Regions from separate parts of the Homo sapiens genome. Here region 1 is linked to region 2. Evidence: chromatin loops called from intact Hi-C (ENCODE). Cell type or tissue: CD4-positive, alpha-beta T cell. All regions are shown on one strand.

The links. A loop is a pair of places that touch in the nucleus more often than their neighbours do. Peaks named below come from ENCODE experiments on the same cell type or tissue, not always from the same donor. Only the 100,000 strongest peaks of a DNase experiment are listed, where the experiment ranks them.
Region 1: it touches region 2 in a loop (7-fold over the local background); 2 of 110 quality-filtered maps call a loop at or near these places.

The regions. Positions count from the first base shown.
Region 1 is chr14:99,605,651-99,613,650 of GRCh38, forward strand. It overlaps a transcript of HHIPL1 not described here. Among named protein-coding and RNA genes, the nearest start is that of CCDC85C, 5.4 kb to the left of the region's middle. RefSeq lists an enhancer at 822-1,116. In CD4-positive, alpha-beta T cell, a CTCF peak has its summit at 3,990; no DNase peak of the experiment used is centred here; H3K4me3 peaks cover 406 bases; H3K27ac peaks cover 423 bases.
Region 2 is chr14:100,235,900-100,243,899 of GRCh38, forward strand. It overlaps YY1 (YY1 transcription factor), which reads left to right and starts at 3,245. Exons shown (of 5, transcript NM_003403.5): 1 at 3,245-4,024. The coding sequence starts at 3,346. It overlaps YY1-DT (YY1 divergent transcript), which reads right to left and starts at 2,722. Exons shown (of 2, transcript NR_189150.1): 1 at 2,572-2,722. RefSeq lists enhancers at 2,307-3,159, 3,997-4,156 and silencers at 2,397-2,996, 3,057-3,136, 3,287-3,356, 3,847-3,896, 4,167-4,846. In CD4-positive, alpha-beta T cell, a CTCF peak has its summit at 4,669; DNase peaks (open chromatin) are centred at 2,202, 2,862, 3,712 and 4,242; H3K4me3 peaks cover 4,632 bases; H3K27ac peaks cover 2,726 bases.

The DNA.
Region 1 (8,000 bases), 630 kb before region 2:
CAGGATGAGACTTGTCTTAAGTGCTGTGCGGGGCATTAAGTCGAGCTGCTGTCATAGAAAGCATAATCAGTTGCTTTAGATCCAGCGGTCAGGGAGGTGGGGAGGCACATCTAAGCTGAAGTCTGATTGGCAAGGTACAAAGATAAGGGGAAGGGCATTCCAGGCAGCAGGAACAGCCAGTGCCAAGGCCCTAGGGCTGGCCTGTTACAGACCTGTTCCAAGAAGGCCAGTGGGGCTGGGGGTGGGCCAGGGAAGAGGCGTGAGAGCTGAGGTCAGAGGTCAGAGGGGCCAGATCATGTATGATTCCAAGACAGCTGGGGAGGCAGTGGGGTTTTAGCAGGGAAGCAACATGACCTGGTTTACCTTTTTAAGAGGCTCACCCTGGCCCACATGTTGAGAAGAGATGGAGGGGAGTACACAGAGAGGTCCAGATTCAATATCTCATCTCCCACCCGTTCGCCACTCTCTCCAGACAGATGGTCAGGGGAGGGTGGTGGGGAGAGGATGGGCTGAGCACAGCTTCCAAGGTTAAACCCCAGGGATGCTGAGGGTCTCCCAGGCCCTGCCCAAGAGAACCAGCTCCTGAGGGGAGGGGACATCCTCCCCTCTGAGGCACTGCTCTGCTGGTCCAGCACAGCTCAGTTTGGGTTTAGAGAGGGAGGGGCTTTCAGCTTCTGCCTGGGGGAGCTGCAGGTCTGTCTCAACCCCCAGGAAGCCATATTAACTTCAAGGAGCTCCTTGCAGGCTCCCTGCAGAATGAAGCCTGTGCACAGAGTTGCTCCCTGGAGATCGAAGCGTAAACGTTGGATACACCATAGGAAAAACCCACCAGCTCACCAGGGAAGTTGCTGAGACAGCACTGTGCTTTGTGAGAACCCCCTCCCCGTTCGTGCATGGCTCCTGGTGGTTCCTGGGGCCTGTTATCTCTGCCCCCTGATCCTCCAGAGCTGGCAGCTTCCGCTGAACTTCCAAGAAGAAAGTGAAGCCTCTATCTAGGTGGGGTTTGTTTGCGTCATCTACAGGCTGTGTGGACCAAGGACCAAGAGTTCCTCTGTGGAGTCTTGATAGCTTTGCTCACATCCTCAGGGTAGAACAAAGACAAGGTGCTAGTGGTGGTGGTACTGGGTGGTTTGAGGGAGGGTCTCTCTGCTCCCCACACCAGGGCTGGGAATGCTTGGGCAGAACAGGACAGGACCAGAGGAGGTGAGAGGGCCCAGGGCTGAAACAGCGTCCTGAAGGAAAAGGGACTCCCCAGGCCAGAGCCCCCTCCCGGAGGGCCCATATCGCAGGGTCCAGCAGTAGGTGCCATGCCCCCTGGAGTACTCACAGCCCAACAGAACCAGGATCCCAAAATGTCAACGTGACTTTGCCTTTTTTTTTTTTTTTTTTTTTTTTTTGGCTAAGACAGGGTCTCACTCTGTCTCCCAGGCTGGAGTGCAGTGGCATGATCTTGGCTCAGTGCAGCCTCAACCTCCGGGCTCAAGAGATCCTCCCACCTCAGCCTCCTGAGTAGCTGGGACCACAGGCACCACCATGCCTGGCTATTTTCTTTTCTTTTCTTTTTTCCCCCATAGAGACAGAGTCTCACTGTGTTTCCCAGGCTGGTCTCAAACTCCTGTGCTCAAGCAATCCAATTCTCCTGCCTCAGTGACTTTGCTTCTTAAGCCCCTTGGTCATGACAACTCTGCTTTGTTATGAAAACAGTGAAACCAAATCATGGTGCACTAACAGTCATACTGTAGGTGCCCAGGGAAAGTAGCTGTGAGTCTTTTCAAAATAAAGGTGCCCCACCAACATTCTACCCCCCTTTTTTTAAAGACTCTCCCAGGATGTGTGTGTTCATTTAGAGCCACACACATTTGTGAGAGCCAGCAGGGGCTGAGAACCGGTACGCTAACACACGGTAGATGCTAATACATGGTAGACAAAATACTCCAAAACCTAGGGCCTGTGGGGGGAGTACTGGTACAAGCTGGTGACAAGCAGAGTGTGCCCCTCACTTTCAGGGGGAATGGACTTTCTTACTCTTCTCTATGGTTGGGGCTGTGAGCTCCAACCCCAGAGGCAGTACCATTTGGTGTTTGCTGAGTGAATGTCAAACCTCTCAGTACGTGACAGATTGAGTCTGAGGCTTCATTTTGAAGGTGAGGAAAAACAGAGCCCCAGAAGGGAGATGCCTGGCCCAAGGTCACTTTCATTCATTAGCTCACTGAACATAGAGGAAATCTATGAGTATATATGCATTTATACACAAACACATTTAAATGGGAATATATATATACACATTGCAATGCATTGTGGTAAGTACTGCAAATGAGAATGGGCAGAACACATCATTGTGGGAGCATGCTCAGGCACTGGGAGTGGCTTCCTAGAGGAGGTGAATCTTGAAGGAGTTTGTCGTCTTGTGGAGTGGGGAGGAGGCTCCAGGTGGAGGAAGCAGTACAAGCAAAGGCCCAGAGGTGAGCAGGCGAGGGGTGTGGAGAGACACTATTACACCTTGCAGCTGGGGTATACAGAAGGGAACAGCAGGGTGGGGAAAGTCGGGAAGAGGTTGAGCGATGGAGCTGGGCAGAGGAGGGCTTTGTAAGCCTCAGAAGGAAGCTGGACCCTTTCCCTGGGAGCTCTGATATCTAATAATAATGGCAATGACAATGACAATAACCAACACCACCTGCCGCTTATCCTAGACTCAGTATATGCCAATGATTCTAACCTGTCCTCTTTTGAGGGTTATAATAAACCTATGAGGAGGTGTCATTAGCCCTTCGAGGATTGAACATGGGTTCTTATTGGCTGGTTGTTTGCCTCCAAGAAGCTCAGCTCATTGGGCGTGAACTTACAGGCAGTGTTCAGAGGCTTGTGGACACCCAAGGACTCTGGTATGGCCAACAAAGTGTTTGGTGGTAGCTGAATCTTCTTCAGGACAGTGAGGCAATGGTGGCTGACCAGGTCTGGGCCAGACTATGAGGTATCATCCTGAAAGGCTACCAGCAGCAAGAAGTCAGGGTCCACTGAAAAGTGGTTAAGTGTTACTAATATGGACAATGTTGACTGGGCACTTTCTAGGTACCCAGCACTGTGCTAGAGTTCCACATAGATTGTCTCACTGACTCCTCACTGATGCGGTAAGAACCCTCTGTTCCCATTTTACAGAGTAAGAAACTGAGGCTCACACAGGTTAAGTCACTTGCCCAAGGTCACATGGCTAGCAAGTGGCTGAACCAGGATTTGAACCCAGGACCATCTGAGCTCCAGAGTGTATCTGACCCCATAGACTACTGTCTCCCACACCTCAGTTTCCCTTCTCAAGAAGGAGGAATGGGGTGGATGCTCTGCGATGTCTCTTCTGCTGTGACTCTGGTTCTGTGATGCTGAGTGTCTGCAAGGTGCCTGGACCCATGTTCACCACCCACTTCCTCCTGCTTCAGGCTTTTCCATGTTGTGACCAAGCCTCAGTGGCTCTGACGCCTCTGGATGGCACCTGTGGTCAGAGCTCTCCAGCTATTTCTACTGATAGAACACTGCATGTCATTAGCTCAGTCTCCCTGCAACTCTATCACTGTCTGGGTGGGTGACCCTAGACCAGTCCCTTGTCCTCTCAGAGCCCCAGTATTCTCATCCAAGCCCTCCCTGACAGAGCTAGTGTTAAGCACTTGGCAGAGCTCTTGCAAAGCTCTGGGGAGGGGAGCCACGCTTCCTTTCCCATCCTCTGCACCAGGACTATCTTCCCATGAGGATATTTCTACCCATTTTCCAGAGGCAAACACTGAGGTCCAGTGAAACAAGGATTGTCCAGGAAACCCCATGCTTGCCCCTGGCAGACTGGGCTACAAAGGATTCTGGGTATGGCCCTGGGCTGCCACCTTCTTCCTTTTGGGGTGGGGCCAGCCCAGAATATGGGGATCCTCAAGAACACAGAGTTCCGAGGTCATGTGTCTCAACTCCCACATTTATAGGTGGGGAAACCGCATGAAGCTGGGACTGCCAGTTTCCCTACATGCTGGACCGCCAGGGGCAGCAGTGAGAGGGCTAGGGGAGGATGGGTTCCTTCATCCCCACTGTTAACCATCGTGCCAGGCACCTTTCTGGAGCTCAGGAAGTCCGCACTGCACAGGACGGCTGCCTAGAACCGCTGATGTTGCAAGGCAAGGGTGCAGCTGAAGCCCAAAGGGCCTCACATGTTGACAAAAAGCCTCAAGTATAACCTGATGGCAGTGGGGAGCCACAGAAAGGCTTAGAGCAGAGGAGAGATCTGGCCAGACTTGTGTGTGATTAGAAAGCACTCAACAGGAGGTTTGAGGGGAGATCACTGAGACTAGCAGACAGTGAGAAGGCTTTGAGGCCAGGCAGGCCAGAGCCAGAGCCAAGTGTGATGGAAATAAAGAGATTGATGGGGGCTGTCAGCATCTGACCCCTCCCTTTCCATGACTTCCCAGCCAGAGCCATGGAAATTCTCCGCCTGCCCCTTTAGCTGCTGACATCTCCTCACACCATCGCCTGATGGAACAAGACAAGAGGGAGGCTCAACATACTGGGGAAACTGAGTCAGGGGAGTTCTTTGCAGAGCTGGCTATTGCCTCAATGCACTTAATATTATTCTTATGGTGAACTGGTTCATATTACAAAGAACACTGAGAAGCATATGCCTGGGAGCCCACCACCCAGACTAAAGTATTACCACTTCTGCTTTTGATGCTCCTGCAGCCCCTCCTGGTCACAGGTCCCAGCCTTCCCCGACCCAAGGGTATCTGGGAATCTCAGTGTTGTGTTGGTTATTCCTGTGCTTTCAGCTTACCATATTTCTCCCTTATAAGATAGTGTTTAGACCAGGCACGGTGGCTCACACCTGTAATCCCAGCACTTTGGGAGGCCAAGGCAGGTGGATCACTTGAGGCCCGGAGTTCGAGACCAGCCTGGCTAACATGACAAAACCCCCATCTCCAGTGAAAATACAAAAATTAGCCAGGTGTGGTGGCAGGTGCCTGTAATCCTAGCTATTCAGGAGGCTGAGGCAGGAGAATCGCTTGAACCCGGGAGGCAGAGGTTGCAGTGAGCAGAGATCATGCCACTGCACTCTAGCCTAGACAACAGAGCAAGACTCCACCTCAAAAAAAAATAGTGTTTGATTTTGCATGCTTTTGAACTCTTTCATGGCATGGTCCTTCATGTGTTCATTTGCAGCGTGCTTCTGCCCTCATTATGTTGGTACATGTAGCTGTAGTTCATTCATTTTCATAGCCATATAGCAAGGTTACTCAACCTCAGCGTGGTTGTGAGGGGCTACTGTGTGCATTGTAGGACATTCACCAGCAACCCTGGCCTCCACCCATTTGACGGAAGTAGTACCCCTGTCCCCCACTTTAAAAACTAAAAATATTTTCATACATTGCCGAATTGCCCTTGGCTAAGAACTACTGCTATCTTAGATCCATTGCATGCATATATTACCTTTACTTTTCTCCTGTTGAAGACATTTGTTTCTAGTTTTGTTTGTTTGTTCATTTGAGACTCTGTCACCCAGGCCAGAGTGCAATGGTTCAGTCATGGCTGACTGCAGCCTTAACCTCCCAGACTCACTCAAGTGATCCTCCTGCCTCAGCCTCCTGAGTAGCTTGGACTACAGGCTCTCACCACCTGTAATTTTTTTTTTTTTTTTTTGAGATGGAGTCTCACTCTGTCACCCAGGCTGGAGTGCAATAGCACTATCTCGGCTCACTGCAACCTCCACCTCCTGGGTTCAAGTGATTCCCCTGCCTCAGCCTTCTGAGTAGCTGAGATTACAGGCATCCACCACCACGCCCAGGTAATTTTTAGTAAAGACAGGGTTTCACCATGTTGGTCAGGCTGGTCTCGAACTCCTGACCTCAGGTGATCCACCCACCTTGGCCTCCCAAAATCCTGGGATTAAAAATGTGAGCCACCGTGCCTGGCCTTTTTTTTTTTTTTTTTTTTTAAAGAAAGATTGGTTCTCACTATGTTGCCCAGGCTGATCTTGAACTTCTGGCCTCAAGTGATCCTCCTGCCTCAGCCTCCTAAAGTGTTGGGATTTCAGGTGGGAGCCACCATGCCCAGCCTAGTTTTTGGGTTGTTTTTTTTTTTTCCTATAAGCAATGCCCTGTGGACCTTCTTATACGCGTGTCCCAACGCACATGAGTATGAACTTTGCTCACATCTATACCAAGACAGAGAATGTCAGGGTCACACAGTACACACAGGTTGGCTAGACAGTGCCAAAGTGCTTTCCAAAGAGCTGGGGCTAATTCTTACTCCTGCCAGAAGGATATGGGATGTGCCTTGCCCATCCTCGGTGATGTCTAGGGTTGTCACTCTGGTGGGCAAAGATGCTTGTACTTTCTTTAACCTGCTTTGTCTTTCTTGAGGCTCTGTATTAATTTATTCTCACCTGCTATGAAGAAATACCCAACACTGGGTAATTTACAAAGGAAAGAGGCTTGATTGACTCACAGTTCCGCGTGGCCAGGGAAGCCTCAGGAAACTTACCAATCACGGTGGCAGGAGAGAGAATGAGAGCCGAGCGATGGGGAGAGCCCCTTAGAAAACCATCAGGTCTTGTGAGAACTCACTGACGATGAGAGAAACTGCCCTTATGATTCAACTATCTCCACCTGGTCCCGCCCTTGACACGTGGGGATTATTACAATTCAAGGTGAGATGTGGGTGGGGACACAGAGCCAAGGCTTATCGGGCTCTCAGAGCACAAGAGAAGCCCAGGCCAAATTTCATACTGGAGGTGCCCCATGTATTGGGAATAAAACCCAGAAGAAGAAGAGGAAACAGCAGAGCAGGTTTACTCACTTGGGATTTAATTGAAGTGTTTGTATTAATCAAATTGATGCTTTCACAGGTACACAAATACAATGTAACATGATTTATGCTACTTATAATTACGGGGTTTACATCAAGTGACAGATTCCAGGCCCCAGACACATGGTCTTTCTTTGAGCCCAGCTGTGCACTTCTGTAACTGTTGCACCACTGTGCTGGGAGTGGTGAGGCCCAGGCCCACCCGTGATATGGGGGTGTTTCTGTCTCCTCCCCAGTGGTGCCCTCCTGGAGGATTAAGCTTCATTTTTCTCTGGGACTCTCAGTGCCTGGCCCCCGGGTTGCCCTGGGGGAGTCTGCAGCTGCACCCTCTGGGTCAGGTACCTCCAGCCCCCACAGCCTCTGGACGGCTCACGTCCCAGGCCTTGGGTGCTGCCCTAGGCCTGAGGTCTACAACCTCACAAAGCCGCCCCACCTGGCCCTACCCTGCCCTGACCACTGCAGAGATCTGAGACCAATCTCCTCCAGTGCCTGAATATTTCATGCAGTGAGGGTGGAATGAAAGTCGCAAAGACCTTAATTGTTAATGTGGCTTCTGCTGGCTGCAGGCCCAGCCCTCCCAGCCCCCTCCTGTTTGATACAACAACAGCAGTAACAGTAATTCCTCCTGCACCCCAGGCCTTGTCGTGACCTGCCCTGGGCGAGGCTGGCCTGAAATGAAGTTGTCTGAGGAGCCCCAGCTGGCCAGAGAGAAGTGGTGACTCAAGTAACTATAACAACGAGACCAGGAGGCCCACTGTTCCCCAGTGACAAACTTCTTTTTGTTTTTTAGTTTTTTTTTTTAATAAGCCTTATAATTTTATTTTTGAAACTCCATACATGTGGTTTTTTTTAATTAATTTTTTTTTAGACAGAGTCTCACTCTGTCACCCAGGCTGGAGTGCAGTGGTGCCATCTCGGCTCACCACAGCCTCGACCTCCTGGGCTCAAGCAATTCTCACACCTCGACCTCCTGAATATCTGAGACTACAGGTGCATACCCACATCCCGCTAGTTTTTATACTGTTTGTAGAGGCTGGTCTGGAACTCCTGGGCTCAAGTGATCTGCCACCTCAGCCTACCCAAGTGCTGGAATTATAGGTGTGAGCCACGTTGCCAGGCCTGAATGTGTTTTTAAATTTAAAGTTCCAGGCCGGGCACAGTGGCTCATGCCT
Region 2 (8,000 bases):
ATCACTTCATGCACAAGGCACTGAGCTGACAAAGCCATGGCCTTTGCTCAGATAGGGTTGAGAGACAATAATCAATTATTGCCAAAATAAAAGGACTCTAGGAATTCAGAGGGAATCCCAATGCATTTTGTACAAACAGAACAGAATAAAAGTAGGGAGGCTAGGTGCACTCCAGCACTTTGGGAGGCCAAGGCAGGAGACCAGACTGGGCAACAGAGCCCTTAAAACCTCATATCCAAAAAAAAAATTTTTTAATTAGCTGGGCATGTGGTGGGGCACCTGTAGTCCTTAGCTCTTTGGGAGGCTGAGATGGGAGGACTGCTTGAATCCAGAAGTTCAAGGCTGCAGTAAGCTATGATTGTGCCACTGCACTCTAGCCTGGGAGACAAAGCTAGACCCTGCCTCAGAAAAACAAAAACAAAAAAACCCACAGCAGTTAAATTTATCCTCACTTTTATTACTATTTTTTAGAGACAGAGTGTCACTCTGTCACCCAGCCTGGAGTGCAGTGGCGCGATCTCGGCTCGTTGCAACCTCCGCCTCCTGGTTTCCATTAACTCACCTGCCTCAGTCTCCTAAGTAGCTGGGTCTACAGGCGTGCACCACCACGCCCAGCTTATTTTTGTATTTTCAGTAGAGACGGGGTTTCACCATGTTGGCCAGGCTAGTCTGGAACTCCTGACCTCAGGTGATCCACCTACCTCAGCCTCCCAAAGTGCTGGGATTATGGGTGTGAGCCACCACGCCCAGCCTATCCTCACTTTTAGAATCCCATGATTCTGAAACTGCAATTTGACCTGTCCTTTTAAAATAATTTTTACCTTTAGCAAGTGCAAGCAAGCGAGAGCCACACGACACATTATCTTTGCATGTCTAGTCATAAGATACTCCACCGTTAAACAGTAGAAAACAAGAATATCTCCCACTAGAAAAACTTAAGGCCTAACAGGTCACCTCCTATGGGGCAAGTTTAAAAAGCTATTTTCTGGAGCAGGTACTAGGATGGCCTTCAGGAGCATTTTAGTGCTTTCTGACCTACTACCTTTCCTCAAAGCTTTCAATCCTTTTGGGCTTTCTCCACTTGAATGTGAACACCTACAGATCTACAGCTCAGAAACCAGGATGCTTAATGGGTAATTCCCTCATTTCTCTTGCTCTCACAATTGGTGTTTATGGGGAAGTATCAACTACTTGCAGTGCCATTTCCCCATCAATTACTAGAGAGTGGGGAAAGTGAAATTTAAAAAGCATTAAGACATGTAAAAGTTCTCCCACAACTGGTTTCCATTCATGAAATATTTATGCAGAGTTTATAAGCTATAAAGCCAGAGATGACTTAATTCAACAGATTTGACTTTTCCAAACTGAGTGGGTGCAGTACTCCAAGGGGAATTATTCAGGTTTCAAAGCTCAGATTCAAAGAGAAAACGATCTAATTTGTCACTCCTTACACTAATATTCTCAAAAGTCAAGTCCAATGCGATTTAGCAATAAGAAGGGACTAGGATTTATAAAGTTGCCTTTTAATGAGAATGTATAGTCTACTTGTTTTAACAAGTTGAGCCTAAGATTAATGTATTGCGTACAGTTCAGAAAATCATGGGCCTCAACTGCATGAACACTATTACAAAACAGTAAATGTTGATAATATTTAAGTTGAACAAATTCACAGAGGCGTTAAATCGGCCAAACGAGTACAACAAAGACACACCTTTCCAACTCTTCAATTTGTCATAGTTTCCTTAAAAATCAGGAAATCTTTGTTTTGCTTTAAGGCAAATTGTCAGGTCGACCAAAAGGACAGATAAGAGCAGAAACACTTCGCTGCAATGTAACTCATTCAGGAAGGTTTAACTTGCCGCTAATCCGTGCCACAAAAAAAAATCTAGGCTCTGTTGCAGGTACAATGGAGGACACGGCTGAAAAAATTTGGAATTTTAAATGAGACAAATGCAAAACCTGGTGGGCGTAAAAAGGAGCACCTATGAAAGTGACAAATAGGGGGAAAGGGTGGGCAAGGGAAACAATGGCTGACTGGAGAGCAAAGAAGGGGAAGCTCAGGAGAAAATTTTAGAAAGCCGCCAGGACCCTGTAGTTCTAAGATCTACGGGGAAACAGGCACCCAACGGCTGCGTCTCAGGTTTCCGCGGGTCACTAAAGAATAACGGACATCCTCCCAACGGTGGCCCTGGGGCTCCGCGGGCGCTTCCGCCGAGCTCGCGCCGACCCCGCGCTCGGCCCCGCACCCCGCCGGGCGCTCGCGGCGAGATACCGGACGCTGCCCGCGTCGCCCGATTTTGTCCGTTCGGTCCTCCACACTCACCCCGCGGCCATCGCTCGCCCGAAGCCAGGCGACAAGAACAAACACCTCCCGACGCGAAAAAGGAAGCACAGGCGATTCTCGTCAAAGCAGACTTTATTGGGGCGACAGGGCCGCCCCGCACGCGCCAGCCGCTCCCCGCGCGGCCCCCGGGCCGCCCACCCGCCTCAACCCCGCTCCCGGCCGGCCCCTCCCTCCCTTCTCCTCAGGCTCCCGCCCCCGTGGTGCCCGGGGCCGCGCGGACCGCTCACCGGCTCCCAAGGCAGCGGCTGTAGCGGCGACGCCCCGTTCCCGAGTGCGGCCCCGGCCCGAGGCGGCGGGTTTTGTGGCTGTTGCACCGCGAAGGGCGGCAGCCGCGCGACACCGGGAAGCGGGAGGCGGTGGCGGCGGCGGCGGCGCGCTGACGTCACGCGCCGCGGGCCAGCCAGGGCGCGTGCGAGCCGCCCCGCCCCCGGTCCCATCGGCCCCAATCCGGGAGGAGCCCGGCGAGTGGGCGGGGCCGCGGAGGCCAGCGGACAGATCGATTGGCCGAGAGGAGAATCGAGAGGGCGAACGGGCGAGTGGCAGCGAGGCGGGGCGGGCTGAGGCCAGCGCGGAAGTCTCGCGAGGCCGGGCCCGAGCAGAGTGTGGCGGCGGCGGCGAGATCTGGGCTCGGGTTGAGGAGTTGGTATTTGTGTGGAAGGAGGCGGAGGCGCAGGAGGAAGGGGGAAGCGGAGCGCCGGCCCGGAGGGCGGGAGGAGGCGCGGCCAGGGCGGGCGGTTGCGGCGAGGCGAGGCGAGGCGGGGAGCCGAGACGAGCAGCGGCCGAGCGAGCGCGGGCGCGGGCGCACCGAGGCGAGGGAGGCGGGGAAGCCCCGCCGCCGCCGCGGCGCCCGCCCCTTCCCCCGCCGCCCGCCCCCTCTCCCCCCGCCCGCTCGCCGCCTTCCTCCCTCTGCCTTCCTTCCCCACGGCCGGCCGCCTCCTCGCCCGCCCGCCCGCAGCCGAGGAGCCGAGGCCGCCGCGGCCGTGGCGGCGGAGCCCTCAGCCATGGCCTCGGGCGACACCCTCTACATCGCCACGGACGGCTCGGAGATGCCGGCCGAGATCGTGGAGCTGCACGAGATCGAGGTGGAGACCATCCCGGTGGAGACCATCGAGACCACAGTGGTGGGCGAGGAGGAGGAGGAGGACGACGACGACGAGGACGGCGGCGGTGGCGACCACGGCGGCGGGGGCGGCCACGGGCACGCCGGCCACCACCACCACCACCATCACCACCACCACCACCCGCCCATGATCGCTCTGCAGCCGCTGGTCACCGACGACCCGACCCAGGTGCACCACCACCAGGAGGTGATCCTGGTGCAGACGCGCGAGGAGGTGGTGGGCGGCGACGACTCGGACGGGCTGCGCGCCGAGGACGGCTTCGAGGATCAGATTCTCATCCCGGTGCCCGCGCCGGCCGGCGGCGACGACGACTACATTGAACAAACGCTGGTCACCGTGGCGGCGGCCGGCAAGAGCGGCGGCGGCGGCTCGTCGTCGTCGGGAGGCGGCCGCGTCAAGAAGGGCGGCGGCAAGAAGAGCGGCAAGAAGAGTTACCTCAGCGGCGGGGCCGGCGCGGCGGGCGGCGGCGGCGCCGACCCGGGCAACAAGAAGTGGGAGCAGAAGCAGGTGCAGATCAAGACCCTGGAGGGCGAGTTCTCGGTCACCATGTGGTCCTCAGGTGAGCGCCGGCCGCGCGCCCCGGCCCCGGGATGTTTTTGTTTTGAAGGGAAGCCATGTTTTATGTGTGTGATGGGCGCCGCCATCTTCTTCGCCAGGGCAAGTATGGCGGCCCCAAAAGATGGCGGGCCGTGCGGCGGCGGGGGCGCGGCGGCGGCGGCGGGCGGCGGGCCGCGAAGATGGCGGCAGGCCGCGGGGGGGAGGGGCCGGCGCCGCCCGGCTAGGCCGCAATGGCGTAGTTTCTCCGAGAGGGGGAAGCGCCGCGCGGGGCGGAGACGGCCGGGGGAGGGGCCGGCGCGCTCGCTCCCCGACGCCCTCGCTCCCCGCGCCCGCATCAACGGGCGCGCCCGCCGGCCCGTTGTGGCGGCAGCTGCGCGCCCCCGGCCCGGGCGGGACGCGGGAGGTCGTTGGCGGGGCTGCGCCGCGGCCTCGCGGGCCAGGGATTGCTGCCTCCGGGACGCGCGCCCCCGCCCCCGCCCGGCGCTGCCGTTACCCCATCGGCCGCTGGAGGGCGCCGCGGGCGCTTGCCCCGCCCGCCCCCAACTTCCCCGGACTCCCAACTGCTCCCCGGTGGCACCTTCCAGAAGGAGGGGGCTTGGCACTCGTGGGCGCCCTCCGGCCTCCTTGCTCCCCGCCCACCCAGCGCCGGGCTGGACCCTGCCCCGGCGGTCACGCTCGCCCAAGTCGTCGTTTGCTGCGGGGCGGGACTTGGGGCTGCACGTAGGGCTCGCGTGTGCGGGCTCCGAGCGTCAGTCGGAGCCTGTCACCGCCGTTGCCAGCGAATTCCTGGCCTTTTCGCCTTCCTGCGGTACCTAGTGGAAAGGGCCTGTGAATGTTAGCGAATAATTCTTAGTCACTTACGTTTTGGGAAAGCTTTTTTTTTTTCCCTCAAGTATTTAGCTCTTCTGAATAGGTTGGGTTAGTTTACTCAACTGTGGACATTTGCCAGTAAATAAAATCGGGTAGTTTAATTTTAAGCCTTTATGGTTTTTACTTTGTAGAAAGGTATCTATTTTCCCCATGAAAAGAACGATAATAGAAAGCGGGTTTTTTTGAGTTTTGTTTTACTGTTTTAATACTACTTTTAACGAAGGCCTGAAAACCATCTAGAGCAAAAGGATCTTATCTGCCTGTGTAAAATCTGTTTTTACTTCAAAGGCAATTATTAATTCAATGCTGGTTTTTTAGGTCAGTATCCTATTAGTATATTCATATGCTACCTAGCTAAATTGCTGAGATACTAAATAGACTGAGAATAATCCTGCCATCGTAGTTAATCTAATGCCTGTGATGATTACGTTTAGTACTCCATATAAGCGGTGGAACCTCTTCCCTATAAGTACTTTAAAGCTTCATAAATTCTCAGAACTGAATGGAGACTCAAAATATGGTGACCTTTGAGTATTAAAAGATCGTTAAAATTCGGAGGAATGAATGAAACAGAAATGAAAAGGCTGGACTGAAAAAGCTAGTTTGTATCTGGTGAAAGCCTCAAGATGAGACAACTACAGCTGGGTGGATCTGTGATTGAAAGAGGCCTGAGCAAAGGGATCTAGGAGCTGTCAAAATCTAATAGGAAGGTGCTAACAGGCGCTGTCCTGCATCCAGGGTGCCTTGTAGAATTCATAGCAGTTTGAGTTTAGCAGAAACTATGTTTAAATGAAACATGAATACTTTAGTACTTAATGGTTATCAAAAGATAATTTCCATGTATTTTGGTAGCTCAAGAGATTACATACTGATCATGTTGGAACTAAAAGTCATGGTTTTGGCCGGGCGCGGTGGCTCACGCCTGTAATCCCAGCAGTTTGGGAGGCTGAGGCCGGTGGATCACTTGAAGTCTGGAGTTCGAGACCAGCTGGCCATCATAGTGAAACCCCATCTCTACTAAAAATATAAAAATTAGCCAGGCGTGATGGCGGGAGCCCGTAATCCCAGCTACTCGGGAGGCTGAGGCAGGAGAATCGCTTGAACCCAGGAGGCAGAGGTTAACAGTGAGCCGAGATTGCACCACTACACTCCAGCCTGGGTGACAGAGCGAGACTCTGTCTCAAAAGGGGGGGGGGGGCATTTTTTTTTGTTAATACCAATGAGTAAGGGATGGGGGTTTTAGTTATTGATGAATTTGCAGAATTCAGAATACGATTTGAAATAAGATATTTAGGTAAAGATACATTAACCACAAAAGTAAATTTACTTTTTCTCATAGTGTGTGGAATTAGAGGAATTTAGAAAACCGACATATTTTTACATGATCTGCATTTTATCTTAACAAATTGCTGGTCCACTTTTCCACATCCAGAGAAGCTGGTAGTGTACGGCTTTGCTTGCTGAAGTGGTATGTATGGAGTCAGCCAGTTAGGGGAGAAAGTCTGAGGGGCTTGACTGATGGAAGTCAATTTACAATTAAGTGAGCATTTACAAGTGTGCAAGTGGCTGTTTTGTTTTGTTTTTTGTTTTTTTTTTTTTTTTTTTTTTTTTTTTGAGATGGAGTCTCGCTCTGTCGCCCAGGCTGGTGTGCAGTGGCATGATCTCGGCTCACGGCAAGCTCCGCCTCCCGAGTTTACGCCATTCTCCTGCCTCACCCTCCCGAGTAGCTGGGACTACAGGCGCCCACCACCACGCCCGGCTAATTTTTTGTGTTTTTAGTAGAGACAGGGTTTCACCATGTTAGCCAGGATGGTCTTGATCTCCTAACCTCGTGATCCGCCTGCCTCGGCCTCCCAAAGTGCTGGGATTACAGGTGTGAGCCACCGCGCCCAGCCAAGTGGCTGCTTTTAAGGTGGCACAGTTTGGGGTTGTTTTCACGTCCGTTTCTTTTCTTCTCTTTTCTTTTTTTAATTTGAGACAGAGTCTTGCTCTGTTGCCCAGGCTGGAGTGCAGTGTCACGATCTTGGCTCACTGCAACCTTCACCTCCCGGATTCAAGGGATTCTCATGTCTCAGCCTCCCAAGTAGCTGGGATTGCAGGCATCCACCACCACCCCTGGCTATAATGTCCATTTCTTTAAAGCGCTGGTTGTCTAGCTAGTGTGGTAGAGTACGCTGTGCATAAGGGTAGTTATAAATATTTGATGGCAGTAACATAGGATGGCCTGTTTCTCGGACATGTGTTTTGTGGTAAACTATCCCCCTTACTTTTCCTTGTGATTTGGAATTATTACTAAAGAGAAGCTAAAGAGCTTATGGATAACTCTGCATTTCCCAAGCTGAAATTCTGAAGGTGATTTCATCTTCAGAACTGAAATGACGTGATATACTCAGTATAATTCCATAACAAGTGGAGAAATGAAAGTGGGTTAATTGTTGGGTAAATCTGTATGTATGTGTACATATGGGTTGAGCATGGTGGGCAGCATTACTGCTTTCGTGTACTTGATCTCATTTGATCCTAGGCATGAAGGTTTTAACTACACTTTAGTTTCACTAAAATAGCCCCTTAGTTTGGAATGAACTGTGAAGTAACAGTTTTGCATAAGCCCCAAGCTGAGTTACTTGAAGTCCTTATAAAAATAGTTGTACATACAGGGTATTCCCCGAGGGTCTAGTTACTTCTTAGACCCTCTTGGTTTAAAAAGCAAAAAGATCAGGCTGGGTGCAGTGGCTCACACCTGTAGTCCCAGAACTTTGGGAGGCCAAGGCAGGAGGATCGCTTAAGCCCAGGAGTTCGAGATGAACCTTGGCAATATAGTGAGACCCCGTCTCTGCAAAAAAACAAAAAACCCCACAAAAATTAGCCAGTCATGGTAGCACATGCCTGTAGTCACTCTCAGCTACTTGGTAGATTGAGGTGGGAGGATCTCCTGAGCCTGGGAAATCGAGGCTGCAAGTCAGCGGTGATTACACCACTGTACTCCAGCCTAGGTGACAGTGAGACACTGTCAAAAAAAAAAAAAAAAATTGGCCGGGCGCGGTGGCTGACGCCTGTAATCCCAGCACTTTGGGAGGCCGAGGCGGGTGGGTCACGAGCTCAGGAGA